2 separate regions of the Homo sapiens genome follow, and region 1 is linked to region 2. The links are chromatin loops, found by intact Hi-C in ENCODE. Cell type or tissue: pancreas. All regions are shown on one strand.

Region 1 (5,000 bases), 130 kb before region 2:
GAGACAGTATTAGGAGGGAAAAGCAAAATACAGAATATAGCACAATTACAAACTATGCTTTAAAAAATCATATCTAGAAACTGGGCAGACATGGTGGCTCACACCTGTAATCCCAGCACTTTGGGAGGCTGAGGCAGGAGGATCGATTGAAGCCAGGAGTTCAAGACAAGCCTGAGCAACACAGCAAGACCCTGTCTCTATAAAAAATTTTTTAAAATTAGCCAGGCATGGTGGCGCACATCTGTAGACCTAGCTACGCGGGAGGATCACTTGAGCCTGGGATTTCAAGGTTGCAGTGAACTGTGATCGTGCCTGTGACTAGCCACTGCACTCCAGCCTGGGCCACAGAGCAAGACCCTGTCTCAGCAACAACAACAAAAATCTATACGTACAAAGTAGTAGTATCTGGTTAGGAGGACTACAGAAAATACTAGTTATCTCTATTTTGTTTTATTTTCCATGATTTTCTAGAATAAGTATATATTAGTATATAATAAAAACACACATATTTTTAATAGGTAAGAGTTCTTTTTTTTTTTAAGAGACAAGGTTTATTGTCACCCAGGCACTGGAGTGCAGTGGCACAATCATGGCTCATTACAGCCTAGAACTCCTGTGTTCAAGTGATTCTCCCACTTCAGCTTCCTAAGTAGCCAGGACTACAGATGTGCACCATACACCCAGCTAATTTTTTTACTTTTTGTAGAGATGAGGTCTCACTATGTTGGTCTCCTGGGCTCAAGGAATCCTCTCATCTCAGCCTCCCAAAGCGCTGGGATTATAGGCATGAGCCAACGCATCTCGCCAGGAGTTCTAAAATTATATTGTGATGATGGTTGCACAACTCTGAATATATAAAAACTTGTGAATTGTACACTCGAAATTTTATATTATGTGAAACACATACACACACACATAAAAATGTGTATTTTTTTTTTTTTTTTGAAACAGAGTCTCACTCTGTTGCCCAGGCTAGAGTGCAGTGGCACAATCTCAGCTCACTGCAACCTCTGCCTTCCAGGTTCAAGCGATTCTCCTGCCTCAGCCTCCCAAGTAGCTGGGATTACAGGCACCCGCCAACATGCCTGGCGAATTTTTGTATTTTTAGTAGAGACGGGGTTTCACCATGTTGGCCAGGCCAGTCTCAAACTCCTGACCTCAAGTGACCTACCCGCCTCAGCCTCCCAAAGTGCTGGGATTACAGGCGTGAACCACCGCGCCTGGCCCTATTTGAATCTTTATTGCAAGAATACAACAAAAAAGAAACAGAAAGGCGGTGGAAGGAACCTAAGAGATCATCCAGGCCAGTGCTTCCTGGATTATTGGATATGAAAGAAAAGTTTTGGCCCAGGCCACCAGTACTTTACTGGCCAAACTTTACTGTGATTCAGGCCTCCTCCCAATCCAGTGCTTTATAATACCATTTAGACAAAAGGAGATAGACTTAACCTTGATCTGATTAGGTCCTTTTGTTGGCCCCAAGTTCATTTAAAAAAAATGCTGCCCCAAAATAAAATTTTCTGAAGCAAATAGTTTCAGAGAGCAAGAGTGAAATCAATGGGAATTTATGTTACAGCAGATTTCAACTGTTTTTACGTTTTCTATAAAGCCTTAATAACTATATTTCATTGAAGGAATAGTCATACTTGTGACCACTAAAATTACTGGAATTCAGTAAACTGCACAAAACTGGACTCGATGACTTCCAAGCTTCTGTCCTAACCGAGACTTTTTATTCTAAATGAAAAGTCAATATCACAATTATACTACAATTACAATCTGAAAATATTTCATTTCAGTATTGAGATATTCTCAGCGCCTGATACAGATCCATAATACAATGAATTTCTCCCAAGAAAGGTGCTTCAAGGACAGCATGGACTCAGGATCTACATAAACCATGATAAACTGTATTACTAATGGCTGAATATTTAAAAATCTAAGTATTAAAATATCTACAATGAGATTTGCAAATATATAGTCATCATTCATTCTCCTCATATTTAAATATTAATTAAAAAATGTCTTACCATAAAGAACACACTGGATGGATGTGTGCACTAATTATTTTAGCAATGCCTCTTGTCAAGAAATCCCAGATGACAATTCGGCCATCATTACAGCCAACTGCAAGCAGTGTGCCCCACCTGTTAAAGGTGCAAGTCAAAGCCATGCTGATACAATCCAAAGTTCCATCAGCTTCCTAAAAATTGAAACAAATACAAGAATAGAGGCAACAATAGCCAGGTATCCAAATTATTTCCTAAAGGTTCTTTATCACTTGTGATACTTTTATTGAATATAAATTACACTGCATACCAAATAATCTCTCTGTGTCTTCTTATATCTATTAAAATAGCCAAAATGAAGGAACATTTATTAAAGCTAACCATGGATTCTGGAAACAGATGTGATCAATCCCTTACATCACTACTATAACTTTGTATAAACTTTCTGGAGGGCAAATGGGCAAAATATAACAGAAGTATTTAAAAAGTCATATCTATTGATGCAGTCATTGTAATTCTGGGAATTTATTCCAAGAATTTAAAACAAAAAGAATTTAAACAAAAAGAATTTAAAAGAATTTTTTAAATAATTAAAAAAGAAAAACCCTGGAATAGCCTACAATGCATAACATTAGAGAAGTCAAATTATTTCATATCAATACCAAGCTATTTAAAATAACCACAATGTCTATCCTCAAACATTCAAGTGTTATAAAATAGTTTTACAATTAAAAAAGTAAAGCACATCTATAGCATACATTTTGCTTTACTACATAAAAACATTGATCAAAACGAGAAAAGCACAAACCTATGATGGTGGTGTTTGTGAAAAATCCTTCAATGAAAGTTTTTCTTTTATTTAAAGGAAAATGAACTGTAAGATTACAACATCATGGTAAGATTTCTAGCCCACATTGCCTATTTCCTCCCTGATCAAAATTGTACACTAGCTCCTTATTATAGCATAAGATATATTATCACACTTAATGCTTCTCTGTCAAAACACAAGGATCAAAAAGTATTTTCTGTTCTAACATAAACACCCAGAAGTTACTATGTTCCTAAAATCACCACAATACTATACTCTTACCTCTGGATAGTTCTGCCCAAAGGACTCTGCAACAAAGCAAAGAAAGAGTTGATGGCACATGTACCACATAGCAAGGATCATACAACTCACGAACAGTGTATAGCAGTGGCTGACAAAACGAAAAGGGGGATATGATGCCCTTTCAGGCATTCCATGAGGCCATACGGATTTTCAAGATCCTGCTAAGATGACTTGTTTACTCTCATTATCTCGGAAATATACAGATGCGTTTTCCTGAGACTATATGACCTGGGATATTGAAACAGAGTGAGGGCAGAAGCAGATGTGAGAAGTCCCCCAACTTCTATTCAGGCAAACATTGAAGAGATTTGTAAAAATGTCACAACAGTGGCATTTTCCTCACTAAATACTTTGTTTTTGAAAACAAAATAACTACTCACATAAACATGTAATGGATTTATTATGGTTATTTCTATATAATATGCTTTAAAAATATTATCTCAGTTTTAACTTCTAAATTGGTAAACACTGGTAGGTAGATATCACCTACATAAACAAAAACTCTCTGGGGACCCTCTACTTCTTAAAAGTATAATAGGATCCTGATACTAAAAAGTTTGAGAACTGTTGACATATCCAAGTTAGCAACAGTCTTTCTCCATCACACCTTTTGGGCATTTCACAATTTATTTCCAAATTTACTAAGGTAAGAGCAAGGAGCCGGGCTCGGTGGCTCACGCCTGTAATCCCAGAACTTTGGGAGGCCAAGTTGCGGCAGATCACAAGGGAGTTCAAGACCGGCCTAGCCAAAATGGTGAAACCCCGTCTCTACTAAAAATACAAAAATTAGCCAGGTGTGGTGGTGTGCACCTGTAATCCCAGCTACTCAGGAGGCTGAAGCAGGAGAATCACTTGAACCTGGGAGACGGAGGTTGCAGTGAGCTGAGATCGTGCCACTGCACTCCAACCTGGGCGACAGAACAAGACTCCGTCTCAAAACAAAAAGAAAAAGAGCAAGGAAAGGCAAGAGTCAATTCATATCAGTCAAATTATCACAATTACTCTTTGAAACCTTGAAACCTTTAACAAAAGCAGCGATCACACCCCTTCCTGACTAATAACAGCATTTAGGTTGCAACAGCAAATAGCAGTTGATTAAACATGAAATTCTCTTTATTTCTTTGTTTTAGTTTTTTTGGGTTTTTTTTTGTTTTTCGACCGGCCTGGTTTTTTTTGTTTGTTTGTTTGTTTGAGACGGAGTCTCGGTCTGTCTCCCAGGCTGGAGGGCAGTGGTGCAATCTTGGCTCACTGCAACATCTGCTTCCCAAGTTCAAGCGCTTCTCCTGCCCCAGCCTCCTGAGCAGCAGCTGGGATTACAGGCATGTGGCACCATGCCCGGCTAATTTTGTATTTTTAGTAGAGACAGGGTTTTACCATGTTGGCCAGGCTGGTCTCAAACTTCTGACCTCAAGGGATCCACCTGCCTCAGCTTCCCAAAGTGCTGAGATTACAGGCATGAGCCACCACGCCCGGCCTAGTCCTTACAAATTTATGTGTAAAGAGCCCGTGTGGTGGCTCATGCCTGTAATCCCAGCACTTTGGGAAGCTGAGGCAGGTGGATCACCTGAGGTCGGGAGTTCAAAACCACTCTGACCAACATGGAGAAACCCTGTCTCTACTAAAAATACAAAATTAGCCAGGCGTGGTGGCGCATGCCTGTAATCCCAGCTACTCCAGAGGCTGAGGCAGAGGAATCTCTTGAACCTGGGAGGCAGAGGTTGCAGTGAGCCGAGGTCACACCATTGCACTCCAGCCTGGGCAACAAGAGGGAAACTCTGTCTCAAAAAAAGAATAATAAAAATAAAAATAAAAATAAACAAATGTATGTGTAAGTGTGTTTATATGAGCAAGGAAAAAGGTATAAAAGGATAACCCCACTG
Region 2 (5,000 bases):
ATGAGGAGGGAAAACGTGAACCTTGCTGTCTTTGGTTGCCTAGGGCTCCCATGAAGACCTCCTGAGCAGGGGGAAGACGTTGGGGTGGGCAGTGGGCACTGTCGGAAGCTGGTGAAGGACTGTGGATGTTTGCAGGGGCCTGGGGGAAGTGGGGCAGGCTCATTAGCTGGGGAGCTTCTCTGTGGGGCTCTGCCATGTGGCTCACTGTGCCCAAGATATCCAGATGGGAGGGAGGAACTCTTTTTTTGCTGCTTATGGAAGACGAGACCCAGACACTTTGGGTGACCTGATGAGGGGACGGTTCCCTGGGTTCAGGGTGATCATGGGGGAAATGGTTGTTCTTGTGACTATTTTATATCCTTCTTTAGAACCCTCAGCTTTGTTAGGTGTATGGCCTGGTTGATCTTTATAACATACCTGTGAAGTTGGCAGAGCAGGTGTTATCTCCATTTTACAGATGAGTAGACTAAGGCCTAGAGGAAAAGAGACTGCTTGCCTATGGCACCCAGCTAGGTCTTGGCAGGGAGACAAGGGATCCTAGTCTGTACCCAAGACTCATCTGAGAGGTGACGTCACTGAACCCGGCTGGGGACCATTTTATGCAAAGTCTATGGAGAGCAGGTTTGCCTCAGCCCGAGTGGGATGATTTTATCTCTTGGTTGCCATTTCCCCTTCAGTTGCATAGATTTCCTGACCTGGAGCTGTCCTTCCAGGAATGGGCGTGGCCCTGGGGGTCCTGAGGAGAGAAAGGTTGCTTCCCTGTCACAGAGGAAAAAGGTCTTCCAGCCATCGGTAAACCCTGCTCTGTCAGCTGACTCCCCCAGACCCAGAGGCCCTGGGCTGGTGTGAGAAGCAGTAGTGGTTCTGCCCTGATCTCTGGGCATGAATAGGAGGTATTCTTCTCTCCCTAGTAAACACAGCCCCACATGCTCTCTGCAAGATCCCTGGCGGTTACTAGCATCTATTTTTAATTCATAAGCCTCCCCCACTCCCCCACACCCCCTGCCATTGTTTAGAACTCACCAGCTGGCTTTCGGACCAGAGCAGCCCTGGCAGGGTTGAGTCCAGCCCTGGCGGGGTTGAGTTACCGAAACACCCTGGAGGCAGCTAAATTTCCTCAGCTGTCCTGGAGAGGCTCACCCCAGCCCCACCCCAAGAAAGTAGGAGACCTCAAGCCCCAAAGGGAGCAGGGTGTGACGGGGGACAGATAGGGGCTCACGGTCCAGGGAAGCAGCTCAGCCTTGGTGATGGTAATTTGGCTGTTGGTTATTCCTGCTAGATCCACTTAGTTGTCTTTGAGGTTGTGCCTTCAATTACTTCCCTGTTTAAAAACAAAAACAAAAACAAAACATTCTTGGCTGGGCAAGGTGGCTCCTGCCTGTAATCCTAGCACTTTGGGAGGCTGATTTGCGTGGATCAGTTGAGCCTAGGAGTTTGAGACCAGCCTGGGCAACATGGTGAGACCCTGTCTCTACAAAAAGAATTTAAAAATTAGCCGGGTGTGGTAGCGTGCACCTGTAGTCCTAGCTGCTTGGGAGGCTGAGGTGGGAGGATCACTTGAGCCCACGAGGTTGAAGCTGCAGTCAGGCGTGATTGCACCACTGCACTCCAGCCTGGGTGACAGATTGAGACCCCATCTCCATTTTAAAAAAATCGTCATCTCAGCCTCGCCATTCTGCTTTCTAGTATGTATGCGACACAGAAAAGTAACTGCTCTCTATGTCTTAGATTTGTAAAGTGGGGAAAAAGTTGTCATCAATTGTGGGTGCACTTGGGCATTGGCAGGTGATTAGAGAATGCAGGTTTTCCATCCATGTGTTGCCTTAACCTCTGGGAGGCACAAGCCCCGGGGACTAGAAAGGGAACCACTGGTTATACGTCCAGTGGAGATGGCCTTGGGCCACCTGGCTCCTCAGAAAACAGATGAGGTCCCCACCCTCTTCTCCCTCTTCTTTTTTTTTTTTAACAGCAGTTCCTGGAAAACCTAGGGTCAGAGGGTTGTATTTCTCCTTCTCTCATCTCTCCCAGGCCTGGTTAGGCATCAATCCCTTCTCTCCTTGTTCAGAACCTCTCCCCAGCTGATCCCTGGGCTTGTGCATGGAGTGTCAGGAAGGGGACGCAGCACAGGAGTGCTGGATTTACAGCCAGCCAGCCCCTGACTGTGTCCTGCTCACCCCTTCCCCTCCTGCAGTGTGGCTGAGAAGCAGCACGGGGCAGAGCTGGGAGGGCTTCTGGACAGCTTCAGGAGACTCTGTGGAGGTGCTGGGGACAGGAGGACTCTTATGACAGGCCCCACTTTGAGAGCAGGCAGGAAGGAAGAGAGGGCCAAGATCTCCCCAGTCGTGCTGCAGGTGAAGTGAGGAGGGTGGAGAGATGACAACGTCCTGACTGGATGCTTCCCTGTGGCCTCATGGTGTTATCTCCAGGCTCCAGACAGGGAAACCAGTGGAGTTCAGCCCATCACCTAAGCGAGAGCAGACTCTGAATGCCCTGTGCTCTCCGTCCACTCCCACACCAGATTTATCCAACAAGATTTCTTCTCTGCCCCAGCATAAATAAGCACCCCTGTTTACTCTGAAGGATGGTGAGTGAGGGGCCCCCCCAACCCCTGGCTCTTGCCAAGAAGACAGATCTTGGCAGCTGCCCAGGGGCCTTGGTTTGTTTATGTCTGGGAGTCTGCTGGTTCAGAGGTGGGTGGGGCGGGCTCTGCTGAGAGAGGTTTCCAAACATGACCGCTCAGCCAGCCGGCCGTGGGGGCCCCTGGTATAACTGAACTTGTAGGCCAGGTTGCATGGGAGGCTGAAGGGGCCCAGACGGGCCACTCTGCCTGTTCACACGAATGCATCCACCTTCTGAGCACACCACCACGCAGGTACATGCGCCAGCCTCTGCCGGCCTGCCCTTCCTCACACCCAGGAGTGGTGGAGGGCAACTGCCTCCTCTGTTCCCCTCCTCCATCCCATCTCATCTCTTCTGCCCTTCTTTCTTCCTCTCTGCATGGAAAGGTCCCTTGGGCAGAGGGAGAGCCAGAGGCAGCCAGACCAGCAGCCTCAGAGGAGCCTTTCAAGGCCGTGCCTGTGCTGCCAGTGGCTCGCCAGGCCAGGGCAGGGCAGCTGTGTGATTTGCCATGAATTGCTGCTCCCTGTCTCAGTGACTCAAAGCCCCTATTACCCAGAGGCCTTGGGGTCCCAGCACAGCTGTATATCCTCTTGTGCCTGGAGATCCGAGAAGTTTCTTCCTTTAGTCTGATTTGAATTCCTCATGTTCAGGTGAAGCCCTTGCCTTGTAGGGGTCCTGTCTGATTAGGAGAGGGGCCCATAGTGAGGACTCTGTTTCTGACCTAAAGCTCTGACACCAGAGATCATAAGCTGCAGCGTCCTCTTGACTTTTCAGACAGAATCAGCCACCAGGTAACTGGCCTCCAGAATTAGCCTTTATGCATCTTTTCCCCACTAACACCCACTGACTTTCTTTCTAGATTGAAAATATCGGCCGGGCACGGTGGCTCGTGCCTGTAATCCCAGCACTTTGGGAGGCCGAGGTGGGTGTATCACCTGAGGTCAGGCGTCCGAGACCACCCTGGCCAACATGAGGAAACCCCGTCTCTACTAAAAATACAAAAACTAGCCGGGCGTGGTGGTGGGCGTCTGTAATCCCAGCTACTCGGGAGGCTGAGACAGGAGAATCGCTTGAACCTAGGAGGTGAAGATTGCAGTGAGCTGAGATCGCGCCATTACACTCCAGACTGGGCAACAAAAGGGAAACTCCGTCTCAGAAAAAGAAAAAAAAGAAAATATCCAGTATTCTCCAGATTAGCTCTGGCATCTGGGAGTACAGAAATCACCAGGATAGAGGGGGCAAAATTAGATAACTTCCAAGTTACCTAGCCAAGATGTAAGGTCATGCCTTGTTGACGCCTTTGTCCCTAAGCTCAGGCAAAACTTGGTGGGAGACAAGCTGTCTGTCTGCAGACACAGGTGGGAGAGGCCAGCCAGGTATCTGCCTGGGCTTTCCAAGCTTGCCCAAGGGGAAGGTGCACTCAGGTTTCAGGTGTCAGACCCCTATGCCAGAGCTGGTAGCAGTCAGCAAGAGGAGCTGTCTGTCATCGGGTTCCAGACGGCAAGGAGCCGGCACTGATGATGTGGGCTGGGTCATGGGAGTTGGCTCAGGTCTCCCCGGCTACCCAGCACGTTCTTCCCTGGATCTGCCACATCCCTGAGATGAGAAACGTGACCCCAGTCCCCTCTGGGGTGCCAGATGAGGCAATGGATATACAGCATCATTAACCTGATCCCTGCTTCTGCCTCTTCTTTTCATAGGCATATTTTGGGCTTTCTCTGTATATCCCACAGAGCAGAGGGCGCTGAAATAGAAGTAAAACTGAATGACTGAATGTACACACCCTATTGCATTCCTTCTAGGCTCCTAGGGAATCAGAAGCTCCCCTGAGCTGCAGTAGGGAGTTGGGGGAAGTGAGTGTCATTTCTGGGGACAGCCTTTTCCTACCTCCCTTCTCTGTCCAGGGACAGGCTCTTGGACCCCTAGCCCATTTCCCAAATCTTCCAGAGGCCAACCTAGAGGCCTCCTGCCCGCTGCTGCTTTTGTCCTCTTTGATCCCCCTCCAGGTCTGATTCTGGGAGTTCTCACTCTTCCTTTCCATTTCCTCTTCCTTACAGTTCTCCAGATACCCCACCACTGGGACCCTAGAGCTGAGCTAGTGTCCATAGCTAGTGAATAATTCATCAGGCTCAGCAAGAGCTAAATTAGACCCAAGGTGATACTGTGACCAGGAGGCCTCCTTTGGGCATCTGGAAAGGCGAATCCTGCCCTGGAAAGACAAGTGCTCTGTAACATTAACTTCATTGTATAAGGTTTCTTCATTGCCTGAGAAGGTAGCTTCAGATCCAAATATAATCTGGGCCCTGTGCCTGTCCACTGACTTCTCAGGGGCTCAATGGCTTATGGGCATGCCCCCCAAGAGGTGCCACTCATGTCCTTTT

What was found. A loop is a pair of places that touch in the nucleus more often than their neighbours do. Peaks named below come from ENCODE experiments on the same cell type or tissue, not always from the same donor. Only the 100,000 strongest peaks of a DNase experiment are listed, where the experiment ranks them.
Region 1: it touches region 2 in a loop (2.2-fold over the local background); 56 of 110 quality-filtered maps call a loop at or near these places.

What each region holds. Positions count from the first base shown.
Region 1 is chr1:205,112,759-205,117,758 of GRCh38, forward strand. RBBP5 (RB binding protein 5, histone lysine methyltransferase complex subunit) reads right to left here. Exons shown (of 14, transcript NM_005057.4): 2 at 3,100-3,125; 3 at 2,031-2,203. Among named protein-coding and RNA genes, the nearest start is that of RBBP5, 6.7 kb to the right of the region's middle. In pancreas, no CTCF peak of the experiment used is centred here; no DNase peak of the experiment used is centred here.
Region 2 is chr1:205,246,769-205,251,768 of GRCh38, forward strand. All of the region lies in intron 2 of TMCC2 (transmembrane and coiled-coil domain family 2), which reads left to right. Among named protein-coding and RNA genes, the nearest start is that of TMCC2-AS1, 12 kb to the left of the region's middle. RefSeq lists a silencer at 4,993-5,000. In pancreas, no CTCF peak of the experiment used is centred here; DNase peaks (open chromatin) are centred at 2,693 and 3,083; H3K27ac peaks cover 627 bases.